3 separate regions of the Mus musculus genome follow, and regions 1 and 2 are each linked to region 3. A link is a loop called in an ENCODE intact Hi-C map of the cell type or tissue named here. Cell type or tissue: gastrocnemius. All regions are shown on one strand. Region 1 overlaps Rft1 (RFT1 homolog). Region 2 holds the start of Gm52147 (a long non-coding RNA gene). Region 3 overlaps Stimate (STIM activating enhancer).

Evidence for each region. Hi-C counts contacts between places; a loop is a spot of excess contacts. Peaks named below come from ENCODE experiments on the same cell type or tissue, not always from the same donor. Only the 100,000 strongest peaks of a DNase experiment are listed, where the experiment ranks them.
Region 1: a loop joins it to region 3, with 5 times the contacts of the local background. A loop is called at or near these places in 16 of 42 quality-filtered maps.
Region 2: it touches region 3 in a loop (4-fold over the local background); 14 of 42 quality-filtered maps call a loop at or near these places.

What each region holds. Positions count from the first base shown.
Region 1 is chr14:30,691,305-30,699,304 of GRCm38, forward strand. Rft1 (RFT1 homolog) reads left to right here. Exons shown (of 13, transcript NM_177815.3): 13 at 1-13. Among named protein-coding and RNA genes, the nearest start is that of Sfmbt1, 20 kb to the right of the region's middle. In gastrocnemius, a CTCF peak has its summit at 4,543 (motif pointing right); a DNase peak (open chromatin) is centred at 4,480.
Region 2 is chr14:30,590,492-30,598,491 of GRCm38, forward strand. It overlaps Prkcd (protein kinase C, delta), which reads right to left. Exons shown (of 18, transcript NM_011103.3): 18 at 4,863-5,534. The coding sequence ends at 5,376. Gm52147 (a long non-coding RNA gene) reads left to right here and starts at 6,139. Exons shown (of 3, transcript XR_003951217.1): 1 at 6,139-6,205; 2 at 6,319-6,399; 3 at 6,997-7,066. In gastrocnemius, a CTCF peak has its summit at 3,384; DNase peaks (open chromatin) are centred at 1,126, 3,151, 4,054 and 5,654; H3K4me3 peaks cover 1,602 bases; H3K27ac peaks cover 5,552 bases.
Region 3 is chr14:30,863,049-30,871,048 of GRCm38, forward strand. It overlaps Stimate (STIM activating enhancer), which reads left to right. Exons shown (of 8, transcript NM_028839.4): 3 at 1,381-1,476; 4 at 3,575-3,696; 5 at 7,703-7,815. Among named protein-coding and RNA genes, the nearest start is that of Mustn1, 12 kb to the right of the region's middle. In gastrocnemius, CTCF peaks have their summits at 2,446 (motif pointing left) and 4,173 (motif pointing right); DNase peaks (open chromatin) are centred at 2,445 and 4,198; H3K4me3 peaks cover 1,513 bases; H3K27ac peaks cover 4,831 bases.

The DNA of each region.
Region 1 (8,000 bases), 170 kb before region 3:
TAATTTTAAAAAAGATGTGTCTTTCCCTGTGTCAGTCCTGTGGTTACTCAGTGATAAATACTTCTGAAATAACGTTTGCTGTCCAGGGGATTGAACCCGGGCCTTCACTCATGTGAACCAGGCTCTCTACCACTGAGCTATATCCATACCCCCAGCCTACACATTGATACATCCAGGAGATCCAGATCTTATTTCCCAGAAGTCCCTGGGGAAGGTCTTTGCTCTCATGGCCGTGCTGTCTCTTCTAGAGCAGCTCATGTCCCAGAATGAGTTGCCCCGGATTTCTTGACTGTAGAGTGTATGAAAACTGCCGGGTGCCTTTAGACCTAGCCATCCTCGGAAGCGGGAGAACTCTGATGGAAACTCTGAGCTGCTTTGTCCCTAAGGTGCTGCTTTCCAGCTTGCTTTTCGTTTTGCCATGACAGTCACACAGATGATGATCACAGTTACATAGGTATCTCTTTTTAGCCTTAGAATAAAACAAAGGCACATTGCATATGGCAAAAATCAGAGTCAAACCCTCTGAACTGACTCATCATTTCCAGTACTGGTCGGTACAACTGTTCTCTAGCCCAGAGCAAGAATGGCATGTCCAGAGGTGTGGGCCTCCAGGCTCACTCATAAGCCAGGCTTCCTGCGGCCTGTGAGCTGCTCCTGCAGGGGAGGTCATCCGGCTTTTCTCTGGGATGTAAAATAGGTGCATGGGTTTCTTTTTCCTCTTTAATCCCCTTTTGGATGTGGTTGCCCTTGGTGCTATCTACACAGACTTGATCTTGATGCCCAATAGTTTATAATCCTCTGGCACAACATCCCCACATCTTCCATATTGGCCTCTAAAGAGCCAACAAGGAGAACTAGAGGGCCAGATATGTTAGCATGCATCCTTAATTCCAGTACTCACACTTAGGTGGATCTCTGAGTTCAAGGCCAACCTGGTCTACATAGGGAGACTGTCTCAAAATGAAAAACAAAACCCATGTATTTACCTTTTTTTTTTTTTTTTTTGCACTTACCTTTTTAAAAAAGTGCATGTGTATGACTTGTGTATGTTGTATGATTTGTGTATGTGTGCTCGTGTGGGCACCCGTGTGATGGAGGTCAGAGGACAGCTCATAGGACTTGGCTTTCTCTTTCCAGGTTGTCAGGCTTGTGTGGCAAGCTCTCTCATTTATGAGCCCTATTGCCAGCCCCAAGAGCATCATTTAAAACCGTTTGCTAGGAGTTAATACAGAGAGGCCCGGACGTCAAGAGTCAGCAGTATAGTAAGACTGGGCCAGTGACCTTGACATGTGCTTTGTTCTTCTGGGGTACTGGGGACTATGCCAGTGCTGTGACACTGAGCTACGCCGCCAGCCCTCTGTAAGAGTTTTATTTTGAGACAAGATCTTGTTAAGTTGCTTTGCTTGGCCTTGAACTTGTGACCCCCCTGTCTCCTGAATAACTGGGATAGGGCATAGAGCCAGTGTTCAGGCTACCTGGGTGTGTTTTTATCTACTCAGAGGCTTCTCCGCATGTCTTCAGGGACAGTATTTAAATGAAAGGTATCCTGGATGACTAGAAGCCCTCTAAAAAGTATAGTTTCAATTGTATTTATGTAAGCCTGGGCCAAGCTAGCTCAGAAGTGAGTAGTTCCTTGGAGTATCGGGGAGAGCACACAGGAAGCAGCTTTCCTCCGCATGTCTTCTTGCTGTCTTATGAGCATATAGGAATGGGCCATCAGAGCTCATGAGCCCCTTTCTCTACTGGCTACCCCCATCTCTTCCCTAGAACCCTGTCACCACGTGCCCTCTTAATCCCAAACCTAGAGCATGGTCCTTAGGCTGCCTTCCTCAGAGTCTCTGGGTTTTCAGAAGTGGAGGTTCCTGGATCTATGCTACACCTTCAGAATCCGTTTGGGGGCTCAAGTCTGAGCTTTTCAGCAAGCTCACCTAACTATGATGCTGGCAAGATGAGTCCAGTGTGTCATCCTCCTTCCTAGCAGGCCAGGACCAGCCACGCCCACCCCCACAGTATCTGTTGTCTGCTCCTGGCAGCGGCAGTCTGTGACTTCTGAGTCTATGGGATCAAGACCAGGAGATTCTCACTCCGGGGTGGGGAGGAGGCTCTACAGCCAGACCACAGGCTCCTTTCTCTGTTCACCTTTCCGCACGCTGTCCACCAAAAGCTACTATAACATTTTATTAAAAGATGGACTGGCAGAAGGATGGCAGCTCAGGACTCCTTCCCACACCCTGCCTCCTTCTTTCTACAGCCCTGCATTTTCTCATTACCAACCCCTGCCTTCTCAGCTGTTGACATTTTGGACCAGGCCATGCAGTTTTCAACTGTGCAGTCTGGGTTCTCTAAAGCCCAGGTGAATACAGCCATGGCCTAAGGAGTTGAGGAGACCACCTCATTCTGAGATTGGCAGAGGCCGGACTTGCAGCTCCTCCTAGGTGCACAATGGGACACTTCTCATCTCTATTGGGGCCCAGACAGTGACAGCAGGGAGCAGGCTGGTAGGCAACTGAAAGAAAGAGGAGGGCCCAGAGCCAAGGCACTGCTTTCCAGGAAGTGGCTATGTTTCTCCATTGCTGAGACCATCACTTTCAACACTTTGCCTCCAGCCTGCCATCACATCTTCCATCTGTGCGGTCAAGCACGAACCTCTGAAGGAGAAATGGAGCTGGCCCCTTGTAAGGCAACTGCTGTAGGTTATACATCACAAGTGAGTCAGGATGGGACACCCTGGCATCAGGTGAGCCCTAGCCTACCTGTTTTTAGTTAGAGGCTCTGTAGAATAGCATGGTTCATCTAGGGTTGCCTTCCAGCTCCTGGCGCTCAGTGGGGTCCTGTAATAGAACAGCTTCCCTGCAGAAGGAATCTTTTCCATCATCATGTGTTACATTCTGTCCTTTTCTGCAGTAAAAAGTGCCCTTAAGTTAAGGAGTTGTTGCTACTGTCACAATTGTGGAACAGCTCTGAGGTCAAAGGTTTCCCCCAATGCAAGTGTTACAGCTCTGAAGGGAAATGTATCCTGGCAGGCAGGGAAAGTCACTCTGCACAACAGACCTCACAGAAGAGATTTATTGGGAACATCACAAGAGGGTGGCCACCTCTGCTCAGCTGAGAAGTCGCTGGACCCGAAGCAGAAGCCTGAGCAGGCTTTATATAGGTGCTTCTTAAGGGCGAGTGACTTTCCAGGGTGGCCTAGGAGTGGTGGTAAGATTTTGTGACCTGATCTTGGGGCAAGCTCAGAGATTGGTGGCCTAATCATAGACAGCCTGTAGGGTGGAGCTTGCTGCCTGCATCTTGATGGAAATGGCCGTAAGAGTAGTCTGGGCCGTAAGAGTAGCCATCATGATTGGAATGGCTTACAATAATGTCTCTCTGGCTTGGCAAATGCCTTAGGTAGAAGTCACCTGTCTTCCCTGGGTCACTGGGGACAGAAGGTGAAAATGTCACAGCCCCAGGCCTTCCTTCCCACCAGCCTCCTACTCTGAATCTTATCCACACCTCTGTCATCTGTCACAAGGCCTGGGCTGTGGAATGAAGTTGGGTTCTCCATCAGTGCCCATCAGTGAACACTGACTAACTAAGACATGACTGCTTTACTCACATTGGGAGGCGACAAATGAAGGCATGTTTCTAGTTCCTGTCTGGGAGATCCTGGCACTCTTTCCAGTGTGTGGATCTAGTGTGGCTTCCTGCAGGCCTGCTGAGTGAGAAAAAGGGAAGTCTGGGGGAGACCAGACTTCACCCTGTCTCACACACTCCTCACTCTTAGGAACCTTCTTTGAAAATCATGACATAGTAGGTGTGATGAGCTGAGCCTCCAATCCCAGCACTCAGGAAGCGTGACAGAAGGAGGCCAGCCTAGGCTACAGAGACCCTGCCTCAGGAGAAAAAGGGTATCGTGAATGGTGATAGAGTGAACAAGGTTGCCAGAGGCCCCTCTCAGAAGGGCTTTCAGTTCTTGGGAGAGTTAGGCATCAGCTCACAAAGAGAAGCTGGCAATCCCGGAACTTCAGACTTCATGGGTAAAGGTCTAGCCCCACAACATTGTCTGCCCCACTCCTCCAGACAGAGCCTGCCTTGGGTTCCATGGGAGAAATCACAAAGACTCCAGAGAATAAGCCATTGTCGCCAGAAGACAAACAGCAGTGTTTTCCTCTGTACATACTTGGACAGAATAGAGATGTTCCTCACATAGTCTTTCTTGTTTCCCTAGCGTGTTGACATAATTTCAGAAAAAGACAGACTAGCATGGTACATCTTTATGTTCTCAAATTAGAGCTGAAGATTACTCTCTTCCCCATGTGGCCTCTGATGTCCCTAAGAGGCATGTCTGTAATGACAAGAACATGTTCTGCAGGTGTGCAGATGTCAGACCATGGGGGGCAATTGAAGGACAGAGCTGCGTACATTTGTTTCTTTTGTAACTGAGTGAAATCGTGTGGTTCTGGCTGCCAGCAGGGCTCATGGGCACAGTGCCCAAGTCCACGGGTTATTCTTGCCTCTGCTTCCTCTTGGCAATCCTTGCAACAGACCGAGTAATGGAAGGCCTGGCACTGGATGGAAGGCCACCAGAGGGTGTCCTGTTATCTTATTTCTTCTACATCATCAGTGGGAAATTAGCTTATGTTCATGTCTATATTTTCAAGCACCCATCAGGGATCTCTCTCTCTCTCTCTCTCTCTCTCTCTCTCTCTCTCTGTGTGTGTGTGTGTGTGTGTTTTTCACATTATGAAACCAGGTATATAGATAGCATACACTTCTTTTTTTTTATAGTATAGAATAGAATACAGTTTATTCAGGGCATGAGGATGGGAGGTAAAGGGGTAGTAGAGGCAGAGAAAGAGAGAGAGAGAGAAAGAGAGAGAGAGGAGGCTGGCCATGAGCATATGGAGGGAGAGGTGGGGGAGGAAGTTGGGGAGAGAGGGGATAAGGGACAAAAAGACAGAGCAGGAGCAAGAAGACAAGAGCGTAGCACACACTTCTAATCCCAACACTTGGGAAGATGAACAGGAAGTTTGTTTATAGCCTGGGCTACGGAATGAGATACTATCTCAGAACAACAACAACAAAAACAAAAAAAAAAAATCATAGAAGCCCAGGGGAGTCAGAGTTGAGCAGTCCCTCAGTGGTGGGATGGGGAGTTGAGAGCTAGTGGGCCTGTGTACTTCAAGACCAGAGCCTGGACACAGCCACATTCAAGTAGGAGTGCTAGATCAGTGTAGTGCTCACCATGGAGTCTGAATGTGTCTACGTGCTGTGCTTTTTGATGATAAGTGATGTTATCTCTTGATATTGTGTATTGCGTTATTACCTGTGCCTATGGTATGTATACATGCCCATGTGTGTGTTCACATGTATATGGATGTGTTTGTGTAGGTGTGTGTATATGGATATGCAGAGGCCAGTTGAGCTGAGGCATCTTCCCTCCATTGCCCTCTTTACTGAGGTCTCTCACTGAGCCTGGAGCTCACAGACTCAGTTCAGTTACTCTAGCCAGCCAGTTTTCCCTGGGGACCCCCTGTCTTTGTTTTCTGAATGCTGGGATTACTGGGAAGCTAAGGCTCCGAAGAGTAGAAAGATGGAGCAGAAGTGTAGAGCTAACTAAGAGATACAGTTATGGTCATGGGCTGCCTCTGACCAAGGGATGCCGTAGCCTCATGAATAGGACGTTTCACATGTAATCCCTACAACACAGAGCAGGGGCTTCTGACCTTCACGGTAGAGGTCAGGGGCAGGTTTCGTGTCCATCCTAAGGGACTAGTTGTGGTGAATCCCTCCAAACCTATTTTCTATCTCAGACTGAGAGCAAGCCAGACCTTCAGTTTGGCTTGACAGGAAGATCTGTGCTTTTCTAAAACCACCACCTAGCTGCTTTATGTTAACATGCTAAACTATCCCTACCTGACTGCCAGGATAAACTATCCCTACCTGACTGCCAGGCTGAGGCATCTCTCTAGGGTCACCTGCACCACGCTTGTTGCAGACAGGGCTGCTCTTTGTTACCTATCCAGCAGGGCTAAGCCCATTGCCAACGTGGGCGATTCTTCTCTATACCCAGTCAAAGGAGGCTGAAGTTAATTTGGGGGAACATATAAAGGTTCAGGCTAGAAGCCCTAGGTCCAAGGTCCCAGTCATACAAGAGTGCTAGTTCACACATAGGCAAGTCCCAGACTTGGTGAACCAAGTCCTTAAGGGCACATCCTAAACAGAGAGATCTAAGGACCATCATTCAGTTACAAGGCCTACTTAGCTTAGCCACCGTGTACAGTACTGCCAAGCACGTGTTTCCGCGGCCATATCGCAAGTGAGCTTTGCGTTTATGTCTACCCTAGGAGCATAGGGAGAGAGAGTATACAGATGCATCTTCCTTGCCTCAGACAGCAAGAGACAGGGGGCATGTATCAGAGGCATGGATGACATGGGGGGACACACAGATTTTTTTCGTGTGTCTGAAGACAACTCACCAGGATTTAATCTGTAACTCGAATTCAGTCGGCTAAGTAAGGCTAAGAAGTGTGTGGTTGTCATGGCAACACCAAATTGCCCAGGACCAGGTTGGTCTCTAAGGGGGGTGGGGTGTGCAGAGCCAAGCCTCTATCTCCTTGTTAGAGATTGTTGCGAAGAATAGAAAGCATTCTTCCCACTACCACAGCTCAGGGTGTCTGAGCTGTCGGTGTAGAACAAATAAGCCAGGCTGCCTCTGCCCTTCGCTCTGAGACGAAGGGCCCAGATTGCCCAGGTATACCGCGTTCCAAAGGCAACCCTTTATTCAGGGAATACTTGCCATCCTTAACGACTAGATGTCTCAGGCTGTACCCTTCTCCTGAGGGCTAGCCCCGCCCCAGAGAGCTCACATTTGGAGCCTTTTGATTCTAGTGTTCAGCTTCCACCTGTTGCCTGGTATATGGGCACCACTTGGCTCATCACCCGAGCCTAGTCTGAAGGATCAGAGAACCTACAGCCTCACCTGGAGTGCCAGCAGCTGAGGCCTCCATTTCCAAGCACGTAGCCTGATTACCTGGCCCCTTCCTTTCCACCAAGCACGAAAGGGCCAGCTGGGGATTGATTGCCTTGGCCTAGATAGCAGTAGGCAGAGGAGGAGAGGGCTGCTCAAGTGGGGAAGTAGTTAAGCCTTCTCTGTTCCCCAGCCTCACTCCTTATATCTCTGTTCTCTTCTGACCAATCTGTGCTCTTGGGCCCTTAGAACAAGGGCCTAGCCACTCAGCAAGCCTCTGAGGGCTCCCAGCCAGCCAAGTCTGGCATGTCCATCTCCGTGGTCCCTAGGGGGTACTCAAGAAGGGACTCCCAAGGACACCTAAAACATGGAGGTATGAATGGTTGACTTGGGTAGTAAGGAGTGGGAACAAAAGAAATGAGACTGTCCAGATTTGGGGAGAGGAATCTGGTAGGCTGAGTTCAAAAAGCCGTAAATGTCAGGCTGAGAAAAGGGCTGTTTGGTCCTCATCTGCATCCACTGTCCTGCAATGACTCCCATCTTCTAGGAGGCTCACAGGGGTCCTTGGCAGATGTGACCCCATTATTTCATCTCCTTCAGAGACACAGACACCTGAGGGCCCATCCCCCAAAGCCTATTTCATGTGGCCCCTAAAATAAACGACACTGGCTGCATGAGATCCAGCAGACCCTGTTGCTTTTGCTGCGTGGTCTGTGGTCTTTTCTGCTTGTCCAATTAGTGCTAATTGGAATAGGGAAGTGTACACACGAGACAGGTACAGAGCTGGAGCTCTGATGCCTTGTCAGAGCTTGGAGACATTAAGCTTCCTGGGACAGGCCGTTCCCTACAGGGACAGAGACCCCTTGGGGCCGTTAGTGTTGTACAGGGACTCCCGTGGCTTCCTGTGCATCAGAGCCAGGGACAGTGAATCCTCTGCTGTCTAGAGGACCTAGGCTGCACTGAACATCTACAGCCTACCCCAGAGGCCCCAGGGCAGGCCAGGCCCACACTCGCCTTTCTAAGGAGTCTTCTTCACGTGACCAGAACG
Region 2 (8,000 bases), 270 kb before region 3:
TCACATGATGGCCCAAGTGATACCCCTTAAACTCCTGGCCCACAGCAGGCACCCACTCCTGCCAAGGACCATAAGAAATTAGGCACATAGCACTCACACCAACGCCACCCACAGCCCATGTGTCCTCCATCCCAAGTGAAATCGGTAAGATCGACTCCCAACAGGCCTTTCGGAAGAAAGTACTTCCCCACAGGCCTTGGCCTTTGTGTAGCACTTAACGTGGGCTGAGAAGCAAATGTCAGGGCTTCCTGAGTATGTATTTAACGCAGGCAGAGGGAGAAAACTGTGCGTCTTCTAAGGCCCACTTAAAGAGCCCGATTTAGGAACAGATATTAAGGTTCAAAGACTGAAATCACAGAGGATATAGCTGTGGAGGGCAAAAGTAGATCAGCTGATGAGACTCAGAGAATGCCTGTGACCTCAGGACATCAGGAGCCTAACGCCATCTGAGTCATGGTAACTTGGGCCAGGCTTCCCACTTTAGGAACATTTCTCTGTCCTTGGTCCCCTTCTGTGTTTTCAGATCTTGCGTGCGCTGTCTTCCCTCCTAAGGGGATAAAAGGGCTCTGGCCAGGCGGTTAGGATTCAGAAGAGCAAACAAGGTGGCCCAGCCTCTGGTCTCCCACAAGCAGTCGTCATCCAAGGTCATTTGCTACGCAGACACAGTCGGGGGTCAGGAGGGGTACAGAAGCCCTGTCCAGCTTTGATGGTTCCAAAGTGGAAGCAGGTGCCAGAGAGAGCTGAAAGTTAAGTCCTGGTAAAGTCAGGCCAAGGGCAGCCATGGGAAGTCCTGGATCCCTCCCCACACTGGCAAATCTGAATGCAGCCTCATTTCCTCTATTAGAACCTCTCTATTAGAAAATGTGGACCTCCGACTCGCATCAGTCCTACATACATTAATGGGGACCTGTTGGGAACTATGGGCACCATGTTAGGATGAACACTATCCTCTGAGACAAAACAGATAATTGTTTATGTAAGGAGAGATATTATTGCTTATGTTTCTCTGGGTCCCCAGCAGTCAGAGACTGTTTAAAGTGTTCAGCACTGTCCCTGGCATGAAGACTGATGGTAGGCAGTCTCTGCAGTGCCTGCAAGATGGCATCCACCAGGGGGCGATGTAGCCCAGCCAGGCAGTGGGCGATGTTGCCCTGCCAAGTGGCCATCTCACAGACCCCTCGGTTTTTCTGTCTGTTGTCTTAGACACGTAGCAGTGCTCCACGGGCTCAGAAGCCAATACTCCTCCACACAATGGGCTGGTCTGGCAGCGCTGACTTGATTTCCAAGGTGTGGCTTTCTGGGCAGCTTTTCCTAGCTTCACTGGGCAATATGCAGATTCCTACCTCGCCTAGCTTGCTCTCGGTCCTGATGCACATACATATCAGGAGAGCTTTCAAAATATGATGCCTGGGCCTCCTCCAAGATGACAGTGTTATTAGACGTGGCTAACCCGGGAACTGGGTTCCAGGACTCAGCCAGAACCGCGACCCCTGCTAAGAACTTGGTATGAAAGATATGTACCTTTTATCAGTATGCACTGCTGAATTCCAGGCAGCCTAACACACATCTAAAGTCTAGCTGGTCCTTCTATCCATCCATCTGTCTACATATCCATCCACTCGCTCAGGCATTTCTTTTCTGTAGCTCTGCCCTGTACCCCCAGCTGCCAGTGCCCTCAGAAGCGAGCACATTTGGGCTTTGAGAAGTTGCTCAATGGTTAAGAGTATGGACTGCTCTTTCTGAGGACCTGAATTTGGCTACCATCATCCAAAGTGGCTCTTATTAGGGGATGGTTTTGTGTACTGTATTTCAGATGCTGACTTCTGTGCCCAGGGACCTGGTTGTAGTTCAGACGTTGGCACTGTCACGATTATTGGAGCATCTCCTGTCTCAATGATGTGTAAAGACTGTTTTCTAACAAAGTGTCCATCAGCTGGACAGTAGCTGGACAGGAGAAGAGAATAGGACAGGATTTCCAATCCCAGTGAGCAAGTCCCAAGCAGGAAGAGAGAGAGAGACAGACAGAGAGATGGAGAGAGACAGAGAGGGAGAAAGAGGAGGACCAGGAGGATTCACTATGAGGTCCCCATGAGAGAGCAGCCATGAGGACACACATGGACCAGAGCGAGCCAGGAGGGCAAGACTCAGATGGCAAGTAATTGGCCTGTTTGGGAAGTAATCTGGGCCAGCACAGCTGGGCTAGGATAGCTCAGAACCTGCCCAGCTTAGTGCTTGCAGATTATTAATAAATATAAGGTCTCTGTGACATTTACATGGGAACAAGGAGTCACATAGAAGAAAACTCCCAGAAATACATTTACAGCTAACAATTCCCTGTGATTCCAGGGATCTGATTCTTCTGGTCTGAGGGCCACCTGTTCTTACATGTGCATGTGCACGTGCGCGCGCACACACACACACACACACACATTTAAGAATAAAAACACAGTGTAAAGCAGGCACGTGGAAGGAAGAAAGTGGAATCCCACCGAGCCACTGGTTCCCTTCTGCTCTCTTTGCAGAACTCTCGGCCCTGCACCTGTTGGGAGAATCCTTGAGCAGCTCCTCAAATGCCCAGGCTTTTGCTCACTTCCTGTCTCCTTCAGTTACCATGGGCAGAAGCAGGCATTCCGGCAAGTCTGGGCATGAGGGTCTTGAGTACCTGTCTGAAGGGGGAGCATTGAATGACTAGGTAGATACCTATTAGTTGTCTACCTGCAGTCATCCAGTGTGGGGTAGAAGGTGTCTTCTCCCCTGAGGGGCAGGGTCACAGTGGCTGCTGTGTATGCAATACATATAAACAGAATTGTGTCATCATAGCCAACGGCAATACCATGGTCAGCCCCATCCTTCAATGAGGAAGTGAAACTGAGGTCCTGGGAGACTGAGTCACTTGCTGAGGTCACTAGGACACACAGCATTTAAACCAGGGCATTCTGACTGCAGAGGCTGGGCTTCTGCTCCCAGGCTCCTGAGCATCTGCAGTGCCCCGTCCTGTACTGAGCGGGCTGCTTGCTCTGTCCTTTACGACGGCTGGGCTTCCTGCTGCTTGTATATCCACTTGGCAAGGGCTTTCTGCCTGCTTCCAGACCCTTAGATGCTAGGGAAAGTGGCTTTGAGCCTAGCATGAGAGGCATTTCCTGGCCAATGAGCCAGGCCTGGCACCTACTCAAGAGCTGGGAACAGGTCTACAGACAAGACATGTGGCCTTCCAGGCATCCAGGCAGAGGCAGTGTCCCTGAGAGCTGCTTCCCACAGCAAGTGAGGGCTTCCTGAGGCAGGCCCCACAGGCACCAGCCACTGTGAAGCCGTGTGTGAAGCCTTCCCAAACCAGCCATTCACAAGGCAGCACCGATTAGTGCTTCCCTCTACCAGCGAAGAGACAGGCTGACAAGGAACTCAGCCAGTGTGTGGCAGCATAGTGAAACTCAAACCTTTGGCTACTTTTCTAGATTCTGTGTTCTCAGCACTCCTCACTGCCTGAAGCTGAGAAACAACCTAACTCTCCCTCCCTTCCGCAGGGGGAGGAGACCCATCATCGAATGTAAAGCTGTGTGCCGGGCAGGCCCTGCTTAGAGTGGCAAGATGGTGGGAGCCCCCAAATGTGAGCACCAGCACAACTTCTGTGCTCTCACTATTGCCCTGGTTCATGGAAGTGCTGGAGATCTTTGCATGCTATAGCAGAAGCAGGACACGGGGGACCCTAGGCACCTCCCTTCCTTATTCCAGTGTCACCATGTCATATTGTGAGGACCAATGTCACTGCTTCCAGTGTCCAGGCTGGCCCATCACAGGTACAATGAGAGGCAGCGTGTCTTCCTGAGAGGACAGAACTATACTCCCATCCCCACAACCCTCTTCCTTGGGCAGTTTCAGTCCATCTTGCCTTCTCAAGCTGTGGAAATTTGTACCTCAGCCCAAAAGAATGAACTGCTGGCAGTCAGTAGCACGGCTACTGGACCAGCCAATCAGGAGCTAGGACTGCCTCATCCACCTCCAGGACAAAGAGCCAGCTGGGTCCCAGGGGCTGGACCAGAGGGGCCCAAGGGAGGGCCCTGTTTGAGAACGGTGCCCCAGGCTGCAGGCAGGAGCAGTCCAGTGGGGGAAGGGACAAACTAGAAGCTTACAGAATGGGAGGCATGGAAGCGGTGAAGAGAGCCCAGTCAGGGAGCTCCTGCACAACATGGCCACGCTGGCTCGCAGGCAGCTGCCAGGTACTGCTGTGTCTTAGAGCCAGACTCCTTGACTGTGCAGTCGGTTTGGTCAGCATACTGAAACATCCCATCCAGGCACTAAGCATTTTCTCTCCCACCCTGCCCCTCTCTTCTCCAGCCAGGCAGGGACTCCTGTGGGATCATTTTAGAACGTAGATGCCGACCCCTGTCCCAAGAATGAAGATAAACAGTAAAAAAGATGTGTAGTTTTGGGCAAGTGTGGTGACACTCAGGAGGCAGAGGCAGAAGGACCTCTGTGGGGCCAGCCTGAACTACAGAGCAAGCTGGAGATCAGCCAAGACTACACAGAGAGACCCTGTCTCAAAACATGAAGCACTTAAGCAAACTTGAGTATTGAGACACACTTCCAGCTTTGTGCCTCTGATCCTCCTTTCCGGTCTGGCCTTCTGCCTCTCCGAACTTCTGGGCTGGCCCTCTCTACCCAGTCACAGATTACAGCCCATCTCACCTCCTACCATAACCCCACAGAGACATCTGTGGTTCCTGCAGTGCCAGGGCCCTGGGGCAAAAGGAAACCCCTAAACACAAACACATTTGCATGAAGACCCAGGGGTCTGCCACTGCAGCCAACGGTGGCAGGAGCACCTGCTACCAACTTCCTGGGACATAAATGTCCCCACAGCCAGGTTGGTACCATTCAGTGTTTATTTAGACACACATAAAAGAACCTGTGGTTCAGACAGCTTGTGCTCTTCTTTTCTTTTGGTCATATATATATACATACGTACATACATACACATATATATGTATATGTGTGTATATATATATACACACATATACATATGTTTTTTTTTAAAAAGGTCAACACATCACCAGTCTCCTACATGCTTTCTATACTGAGCAATATATACAGCCTATTATATATATGTGCATATATATAATATATATTTCAATAACTACATTCAAGTAATGAAACACAGGATTTACAGTTTCCCTCTGATGGCAAAGGGAAGGCAAATTCACAAACAGTTCACAGAGGAAGTACTGTGAGCCCAGCCAGCAGGAGCCGGACTCTCCAAGGAGGAGGGGGTGGCAGCAGAAATCAGCCAGTCACCCACTGTTCTCCACGGGCAATGCGGTGCAAACCAGGGCAGACGGGCCTACTCTGCCAGGGCGTTTAAAGCAGGTCTGGGAGCTTAATTAAATGTCCAGGAATTGCTCAAACTTGGGATTCACAAAGGAGAAGCCATGGAAGGCTTCCTGGTCCATAGAGTCGATGAGGTTCTTGTCACTGAAGGAAAGCTGAGGTTTCTCATTCAGGAACTCTGGGTCAAAGTTGCTGTAGTCTGAAGGGGATTTCTGTGGGCAAAAGGCAGTGGCAGGTAAGAGTGACTTGACTGAAAGGGTGTCTCCAAGGTCTGCCTTCAAAGACATGGCAAGGCGCCCAGGCTTCTGGGGCCCTTGTTGGGGCAAGCCAGGGCAGTCAGCTCAGTTGGGAAAGAGGATGTCACTGGTAACCCAAGGACAGTGCCATCACAGGGGAATGCTATTCCCCAGAGGTGAGGAAGGCAGGCAGGGAGCACTGGGGAAGTAAGGACAGGGGATATCCTGGGACATCCTGCAGAGCAGGGCCAGTCAACAACGGCCTATGGGCCTCAGATCTCCTGCTCTGCTCTTAATGGAGGTCTATAAGTTAAGAATAGCTTTCACTATTTTTAGATAGTTGGTTTTAGTTTTGGTATTTTTGAAACAAAAGTCTCATTATGTAGCCCATGCTGTCTACAAAATCATGATCCTCCTGCCTCAGCCTCCCAAACACTAGAACCGCTACACACCACCACTTACAGCTCTAGCCTCTATGATTTTAAATGGTTGGGAGGAAAAAAAAAAAAAAAAAGACTATCCAATGGCATATGAAAATGAAGTCAAATGCAAACACCTGTGCCCACAAATCAAGTTTTATGACTACACAGCCACACCCATCTGCAGAACAAGGAAGGCGGCTGCACTGAGCACAGGGCTGCAAAACTGTAAGTGTTTATTCTTAGGATGTTTATAAGGAAAGTTCCTAATTCACTGCCTGCCCCCGAGGACTGGATAAGATAGTAACAGGTGAGCACCCTTCTCTCTTCTCACACCACAGTCCCAGAGACAACGGCGACTACTGCATCTGCAGCAAAACAGGCTCAGCCATATCAGCTCTCACTCTGGAGAGTCTTGACAGGTAAAAGATCAGAATCTGGTTTTTGTTCTTGTTTTTGCTCTTTCAAGACAGTCTCATGCAACTGAGGCTGGCCCTGAACCCCTGCTCTTCCTGCCTCTACCTCCCAAGGGCTGGGATTATAGCTATGTCCTACCTACCATGCCTGGTTTTGGTCTTTCATTTTGACCTTTACTTGGGGAGGACGCTGACCGGCTGGGGGAGTACTCTGCCATGAGCTATAGGTACACCAGAGCCCCTGGGCCCACTTCCTGTGAGGCCCCACTCTTAGGCCTGAAAGCCCACTGTCCTGCTCAGCCCCCAGAGGCAGAGGCTGCTCACATGTCCACTGAGTGGAGGAATAACTGGGGAGCAAGAGCCATATACTGCCCTTATAGCTGAGCCAGCCTGTCACCCTGGTCAGGGAGCCTTTGATTATGACTTCCACGGGGGGGAAGTGTTCTGCTATCTCAAGCACAAATGTGGGGCAGGCCAGACTGCCCAGTGAGAACAGTATGTCCTGGCAGAAGACAAGTGAGAGAAAAGGTAGCCAGAGAAGGAGCTATGACCACAAAAGGGACACTGTGCCCTAACTTCTTCTTCTTTTTTTTTTTTTTAAAGACAGGATCGTGCTGGGAAGTGGGTTTGAAGTCAGGAAGCTCCTGTATCCCTCTGAGCATTAGGACTACAGCACACTGATGTACACACCCAGCAGGTTCCAGCTTCCCGGTGCCGTGATCTACTTATCTCAGCCAGTCCCAGTGATACAGATCAGCTCACCACCTGGGATGCCCTCTCCCTGTCTGACAGCTGAGCCCCACTCCCATATACCAGTTCGTCCAAAGCATCCTCACAGACCACTCTGGTCCTGCATTTCTGGTTCCTACTGCTAGTCCCTCTGGGAAGCAACCTGTAATGTGTGCCCTGTGACATCTCCCCTACTGCTGCCTTCTATCAGAGTGTCACCAGTGTCTAGGCATCTGGTCTGGGCTCCTCGGGGTTTAGGACTTTTTCTCAGTCTGCCAAAGCCTAGCACTGTGCTCGGTTCCCAACAAGGACTCAGCGTGTCCACTATTTATGATTGATGAAAAGACAGATGGAAGTAAAGCCCTAACTCTGGTGGCCAAAATACAGCTCTGGGAACACAAGGTACTGAAGAACTTAATTACGAGGAATGGCTGCTAGCAGGCATGGCGGTGTGTGCCTGTAGGGGGATAAAAAGTCCAAGAGTTCTGAGCCAGTCCGAGAAATACAGCGAGGTCCTGTCTGTCTGTCTGTCTGTCTGTCTTAGACAAAATCTTGCTATATAGCCCTGGCTGACCTAGACTTACAATATCCTCTTACCTCAGCATCAGGTGCCTTGCTGCCACCACTCCTGGGATTACAGGCACATGCCACTTGTGGTTGTTGCTTTGAAACAGGGTCCCCACTACGTAGCTGAGGACTCACTAGGCTGGCTTTGAACTTGTGGCTACTTTTCGGCTTCTGCCTCCCAAGTACTATGGGTTACTGGTGTGCTCCATCATGCCTGCACCCGTTTCTGTTTCTGCTGTTTTTATTTGGTGGTGCTGAGATTCAAACCTAGGGCCCTGTAGATGCTAGGCTAAGTGCTCTGCCTCCGAGCT
Region 3 (8,000 bases):
CGAATAAAGTAGTGGGATCCCTCAGTTGAGTTAATACGAATGCTGTATAATATGAAAATAGTTCTGTTTTTTTGTTTTGCTTTGTTTTTTGTTTTCAAAAACTTTTGATTCCTACATTTATTTATAATGCTGCTCTCAGTGCTGGAAGATGGAAGACGATGTGAACGGAGCAGCCTCTGCTGTGAGCTTCTCCATCTTGACTGTTACGAGATTATGCCTGTATGTGTAATCAAATACAAGTTTATTTGGAAATTAGTCATATTTCAGAGATTCTTATCACACCCCTCACCAGATGTGACTCAAAACTTAAGGAAACAGTGTTTACATCCCCTGGATTATCATAAAGCATGCAGATGAGTGAATGGCTAGATGAAGCCGTTTGTTCAGTGAGCTGGGATGTTCCAATTCCTGAGCCCAGTTCTGTGAGCATGGGTCTTATGTCCACCATCCTCTCTGTGAATGAATTCATTTGCTCACTGGTTCCAGAACACTCCAGGACTGTGTTTTAAGGCTCATGAGGCCTATGGGTTGTTAATGTAGTCCGTAGCCCTTCTCCTCTCCCTGGAGTATGGTGGGGCTTATTTACTCATGGCTCAGTCTTTCAGTGGCCTGCCCCACCCTAAAGCTCTCTAGGAACTACAGACACCTTTTTAGAACAAACTATACTCCTATCACCCAGGACAGTCCAAAGGATTAGACCTCTCTCTGTGAGGGAGCCTGGAACGACAACAACAACAAAAAGATATTCCTCACACCCCTGGCACTTGGGACATTACAGGGGGTTGGACTTTGGGTCTGGGGCAGAGATCAAGTGTTTAATGTAGATACATGAATATCAAGCATACTCACTTTGTGTAGGATGACCCTGCAGTAGCAGTTGTATGTTCATTATGTAGTAGTAAAGCTTCAGAAATAGATTCCAAGGATAAAATTCCCAAACAGTAAGTCATTTGGAAGGAGACAGGCAGGCCTCTGGTAGCAGTGTGGGCTACAGTAAGCTTACTCCTGCCCTAATGAGACTTCCACTCCCCTTCAGTAGCGACGCCATCATCATGTCAATAAAAGTGCTTTATAATTGTCCCATGCACTCACTGATTGCTAAGGACGTTCCTCCTGTATGTTGAGAATTCCTACTTGTACTCGCCTGTCACTGAGTCTCCCGAATCTGGGCATTTAGTCCTGCTGTCACGGTTAGTAAGGAACACCGAGAACACCTAGGTCTAGGCCCTCTGTGTGTTTTGCGTGGTATCCTTTGGTGTCTCCTGGCCTCTGGGTGTAGGGATGGTTATGAGGCTTGGCCACAGACTTGGTCTGTTTTCCCTAAGGTGGTTGCTGCTCTCCTGTCCGGTTGGTAACACTTGCTGGTTCTGTTTTATGCAGGTTTTTAGACACTTCCAAACAAGCCATAGGGATGCTCTTCATCCACTTTGCAAATGTGTACCTAGCAGATCTCACTGAAGAGGACCCTTGTTCACTGTGAGTGGCTTGTATTTGAACTTAACCTCCATTGAAGATATGGACTGGCCTTCTCTTCCCTTGCCAGCACAGCTCTCTAGCTTGGGGGAGGTACCCATCCTTTCTCCTCTCTCTAGTTTCATCCTGTATGTGCCTTCATGAGTTTGTACACTCCACTTTTGGTTGGTTCTCAGGACTTTGACAGTTACCTTGTGTGTTGGCTTTCTGTTCATCAGTCTAAGTTCAGTCCTTTGTCTTTCTAGTGCCCAAGTTCACAGCAGCCCCTCATCAGGAAAGGATAACACTCAAGAACGGCTGTGTGCTAGATGCAGAGCACACGGGTGTTTCCTGTGCTATGAGATGTTCAAAGTTATCGTTGGGCATCACTGGCCTCTCTGACACACAGAGCATCCATCTGTCAGTGTGGACTGCCTTCCACATGAGGTGCAGAGCAATGTGTCTGCTACCTTATCCATGCCCTAAAACACTTTACATCTTACTGGAGGAGGAATAGTCATTCCCCTAGCAGACAGAGTGGCAGAGGTTTCACTCCAATTCCAACTCTTACTTCCCTTTTCCAACTTCAAGTGGGAGGTACCAGAAGGCTATAGTACCTAAAGTTCACACAGTGCAGACATGGTGAAGCTGGACATAGACCAGTCTGTGTACTCTGTACACATCAGTACCCCCATGATGCTCTAATGCCTAAATGAATCCTCTGTGTTAAATGCAGAGTCAAATTTGGTCTTGGCTTCCAAGGGCAGCACACAGTAGGCTCAGGAAGTATTTGACAAGTATATAAGTGAATGCAAGACTGGATATACCCATTGTCCTTGTTATCTTTCAGGCTTCATCTCAGATGTGAACCTGCAGGTGTGAATATCCTTCTACACCAATTAGAGATAGTGTCAGAGCAGGACCCTCCTGCCAGAATGGAAACTGCTTTGGAAGCTGGGACTATTCTTTCTGATTCTGGTCTGAGAGTGACCCCTTGTGTCTTTAAGGAGGAAGAGCAAGCTGCCTGCCTCCCTCTCAGTGCTCTGGGTTCTGGGGACCAAGCACAGTATGCTGGCCCCGTGTTGCAGTATTATGCACATCACAAAGCCCAGACGGGGGCAGAGGTCTGCTGGTCTACATAAAGTGTCTCAGCCTTAGCAACTTGGAAGCTCCTTGAAGCCAAGTCTTGCACGGTCCTTGAGCTTATCCACAGGGAGTTCAAAGCCCTTTAGTATCACAGGGTCATTATCTGCTCCATGGCCTCACTTTCATCTTAGTCTGCCTCAGTAACTGGAGCCTGTGTCCAGTGGTGCTCAGCTGGATCTACGCAGAAGGAGGCTAGGTAAACAAGGGGCTTTACCTTGGTGAAAACAAGGTTATATCTCAGGAAAGTGGAAGCCAACCTTATAAGAATGGTCACTATTGGCATGCCTCCCCATGTTCCCTTCTCCAATCCTCTGGCCTTTTCTTGGGGCAGCAGAACTCTCTCATTGAAGTATAAAAGTCACATCTGGGACTATAGCTCTGATAGAACATTTGCCTAGCGCGCGCACACACATACACACAGTGCTAGGTTCCATCACTAAAAATAAAAAAATAAAAATACTGTTTGCACACGTGGTTACAGACAGGGCTGAACATGCAGCTGTGCGACCCTGCCTGATTTGCCTAAGAAGTCTCAGAAACCATTTTCCTTGAATGCCCTAGGAAAGTGGCACAGTTACACCACCTCCCTGGCCTGGAAACACCGGGATGAACAGAACCACTCGATGGACTTATTGTTGTCGATGGGGGTTTGTTCTCCTCGGTTCCCTTAGCTACTTCCAGGTGTGCTGTCTTCTGCTGAATCTTGGCCTTGGCACATACACTTGAAGTTTATAAAGCTTCTTTGTCCTTCTCTTTCCTGTTCTTCAAGTTTTTGATATTAGCACCTTTTCAGACTCCTGGAAATGGAAGCCACCATTCTGTAGTCTCTTGCATGTTGGAGTACTACTCTCCCTCAGTAAAGCCAAACATAGGCTGGGTCTGTTAGCCTTCATCTGGGACCCTGGTAAGTGCCACAGTGAGGCCACAGCTTAGTGGCTTTATTCCCTGACCATGCTGGTATGGCCTCTCTTTCTAGGTACCTCATCAACTTTCTTCTGGACGCCACTGTAGGCATGCTGCTCATTTATGTGGGCGTACGCGCCGTCGGTGTCTTGGTGGAGTGGCAGCAGTGGGAATCCCTGCGTTTTGGAGAATATGGTAATGTCCAGGGACACTGGGTAGGGCCTGCTGGGGACTCTGAAGTCAGGAGGATTTGGGCTGTTCACTGTCTTCTTGTGTGGACACAGAGAAGTTCACTTTAGGGCTTGAGACTCACTTTCCTAGGAGCTGGGAGCAAGTATTTCACTGCCAAGATCTCCATTGTGGGGGAAAAGAATTGCAGAAGCCAGGAGACAGCCCTTCCCCCAGAGGCACTTGGTCCCACATGCAGGACTGCAGGGCCACCTCGTCCTGCTGAGCTTCCCAAAGAGTTCATGTCCCCTGCCCACCACATCAGATAGATGGGAGCAGCTGTTGTTTGGGAAGGCTGTCCACAGTGAGGTGAAAGCCTGTCCCTCTTTCCACTACCATCCTGCGATTGTCCTGTCACCCGATTACTCTGCTAGAACGTTTGCCTAGTGAGGAGATCCTGGTGAGGAGCTACTCGTAAGGAGCAGTGTTAGGAGCTCACCACAAGAGGGCGCCAGGACAAGTGTGTACAATCTGGATCCACACTCCTTCCATGCCATGGCTCTGGGCCCAGAGACCTACTGTCTTCTAGGTGGTTGAAGACCTCTGAGAGAATGACAGTTTAAAAGGGCACATGATTGCTGGAGCTGGCTGGGGAGTGCCTTGGGTATTTCTAGAAATCTTAAGTAATTGTTTGTCTTCAGTGAGGGAGTATGAGTTCAGGGGAGGGCTTTTCTTAGCCTGTTACTTGATGCCAGTGAGTCAGTGACTTAAGATAGGGCCCAACATAGCATGTGCCTCAGGACTCAAGGGAAGGAGGCTTCTAAGATGTCCAAACCCATAGAGTTCTCAGCTTGCGGGACAGAAATGGCCACAGCACATGTGGACCAGTCTGACATCATTCTCATTTATAAAACAGGCAACTAGGAGTTAAGTGACGTACCTGGTCAGGACATGTTTGTGAGCTCTGTGTCCTCTGCATCAGGGGTCCTAAAAACTTCCAGGACCTCCACCAGCACTGCTTACCTGCACCTCAGCTATAGAGATCCCTGTGTGGAAGGCAGAGCTGTCAGATACACAGTAGCTGACACTGTATCGGTTGACTGAGAACAGGGGTCCGGTCTGGTCCCCTACACCACCAGTTCTCAAGCAAGTTTTATCTGCCTCCTCCCCAAGGATGGAAAGAAGGGAAAAAGGCAGTAGCTTTGTGTGAGCCCTGTCCTCTTGGCCCAACCCCTTAAACTAGTCACTGGTGTTGGGAACCAGAGTCCTCAAGTGTCTCCAGAGAAAACATCCCTTTGTCAAGGGCCACCCCAAGTCCTCATTCCCTGGACTGTCTCCCTGCTGCCTGCGGCATCGTAGTTGTTGGTTGTTGTTCTGCACTGCTGTAAGAAATCAACACAAGCTTAGTGACTTAAGACAACCCAAATGGATTTATCTGTGGTCCCTTCAAAAGTCCAACGCAGTTCTATTGGGTAAACACGAAGGCAGCATTAGGGCTGCGTCATTCTAGAAGTGATGCAGATGTTGTTCGGTTGCCTTGTCCAGCCTCTAGTTCTGTCTGGGTCCCTGGCTTATGATTCTCTCCCTCTGCCTTCAAAGCCAGCAGCCAAGTTCTCAAGGTATAACATTCTGACCTTCCACCTTGAAGTGGCCCTGTGCTTACCCTGAGTGCGTCTGGACACTCCAGATGCTCCATTTAAAGTCTGAATAGAAACCCTAATTCCATTAACAGCCAGAATTCCCCTTGCCTGGGTCACAGTACATAGCATGGGTTCCAGAGATTGGGATGTGGACATCTTTGCAGGACCATTATTCTGCCTTCTACACTAGGAACTCCATGTAGGCCTCACAGCTCTCAGGGAAATAAAGAAGAAGGGGTTGCTCTCAAGATAGCATGTTGGGTTCCTAGGAGAAGTCATGGGACTTGAAACATAAGCACTGTTGTTTGGTTTGAGGGGTGAACGGTTTTTGAGTCACAGGTGAGATCTGTAGTCTGATGACCAAGTTTCTCTTGCCCTGAAGACAGGATAGTGTTCAGTGGCACAGTATATCATAGGCTTTCCTGCCGGCTCATCCACGTGCTCCCTTCCAGAGGCTTCTCAGCACACACGTGTTCCTTCCTTTTGGCCCCTATTCCCATAACAGCCTGCGAGAATAATTTACCGGAACAAACCATGTCCCTGAGGTTGCCCACTACATACAGTAGAAAACAGGGCACACTGGCATGCTTACTGACCGTATTTGTCCTCTAGACAGAACTTCAGGGAGCATTTGAAAGACTGTCAAGGGAACAGAAATAATCAAACAAACTGTCACATGTCCACTCAGTCCGCCTCCAGTGACCTGTGGCCTGGTACACCGAAAGCGAGGGTATATCAGCTAGACACGGGCACTTTTATCTCTCGTGGGTGGTTTTCAACATTTTTATTTTAGTATAAAACAACAACAGGCCGTGGAAGCTGCACTGTACAAACTGAGAAAGAAGAGGAAACTGATGTCTGTCTTCTCCGTTACTCACAGCCTCCGTTCTAGGCAATGGAGTGAGTGCACACTGAGCAAGTGAATGTCCTCACAACAGTGAACAAATGGTGTCCTTTGTCTGCTCTTTCCCAGATACCCCAGTCCTTCTCAGACACTTCCCAGTGGTACTTCCTAGATGGGGATCACTGTTCTTGCCTGGGAGTTGAGCAAGCAGTTTCCTCTCCTGTTCTCAGTAAGATCAGGTGGTTTACCAAAAGCATTGGGAAACTCCTGCTAGGCCTTGCCAGGAAGAGTGACTTCCAGGTGCTCCGCTGAGGCTTACATGCCCTGCCCTGGAGGTGGAGCAAAGGGTCAGGCCTTAGGTTAGGCACTCAGTGTGCTGCTGCATGCTTGCCGCCCTTCTCCTGCCATTGTCCAGAAGAGGAAGGGGCGTGTTCTGCTGGTGGTCCATTACAGCTGTGGAAAGGCATTCACCTGCCTCCACTGTGTTCGGCCTGCGGCCCCAGACAGGGATGCCGCCTACAGCATGGGTGCCTGGAGATGTCTCTCCGGACCAGGTCCTCTTCTCACGGCCTTCCTGAAATGTCACTTTGTTGCTGTTCTGGTCCGTGGAGTGCAGGTCACCCTGGCTGAGCTTTCAGGACAAGGCCCTGCCACCCTCTCCCACTCTGTGGAGGCCTGGCCTAAGATTCTGCGTGTCATTCGATCATTCTCTAGAGAGGCTGGTCCCACCCTTCAATGAGTCTGTTTCTGACGTACCCTAGAGGCACTGCAGGGTCCAGGTGGTCCCCATTTTGGACTGTTGGAGCCCTCCTGAGCACTTCTTAACCATACCCACTGACAGCCTGTGCTGTAGCCGCTGGCCTCAGGCCGTATCTGCCACATCCTGTCTTAAAGGCTTCGATCTCTTTCTCCTAGCCAAGGTGTTACATGGCCCCCCAAAATGAATTAGGTTGCTCCCAAATTTGTGTTTGGTTAATTCTATGAAAAAGCCCTGGGAACCATTAACTTGTGGTTCTTTTGCGTGAGTTTGTGGACTCTGAGGCTCTCTGGATCAGTCTGATGTACCCAGGGCTAAGAACCGCAGGGAGATTGGGGGATGGGGCGGCCGGAAGGAGGAAATGGACAAAGAAGTTGATTACTGCAGTTATAGGCACAGCGTCGGAGAAAAGGGGGTTAGCAGCAGTCGCTGGAAAAATCAACTGCAGATAAAATAGCACTCTTGCTTAACCCAGCTGCTGCTGCCAGTGGACAGAGCCAGCAGTGAGCGCTAAGTTTAGTTCCCCTTAACTCTATCCTAGAATTTTTTTTTTCCTAAGAAAAACATTCTGGTATGTCCAAATTAGGAATTCTGGCTTTATTCAGAGGGCTGCCTCTTTTAGAAATGAGGTGATTTGTAGAGCTTTAGAGACTCATAAAGTACCTTAGAGCCAGGGTTCTGGGATCCAGCTAGGGGCATGAGGGCTCGTAATGAGCTGCAAAGGGCTTGGGTGGTGGTGTTGTACTACTCAGATCCTGGTGTGTGTGGCTAAGCACCTGCCTGTCCCTGCAGGAGACCCTCTGCAGTGCGGGGCCTGGGTAGGACAGTGCGCCCTCTACATCGTGATCATGATCTTTGAAAAGTCCGTGGTCTTCATCGTCCTCCTCATACTCCAGTGGAAAAAGGTTTGCCTCCATCCCTGCTCCTGCGCTCTGTGCTAAGCCGAGTTAAACGACAGCCCCGTCATCCCCAGCCCTGGCATCCGCCCGGCCTGCTGGTTTCTGTTTTAGCTCCATGCGTGAGTCCTGGGTCTGGTCCGACGTAGCAGCTGATTATAAGAGCGTTAGTTTGTCATTCTTGTCCTTGGTGT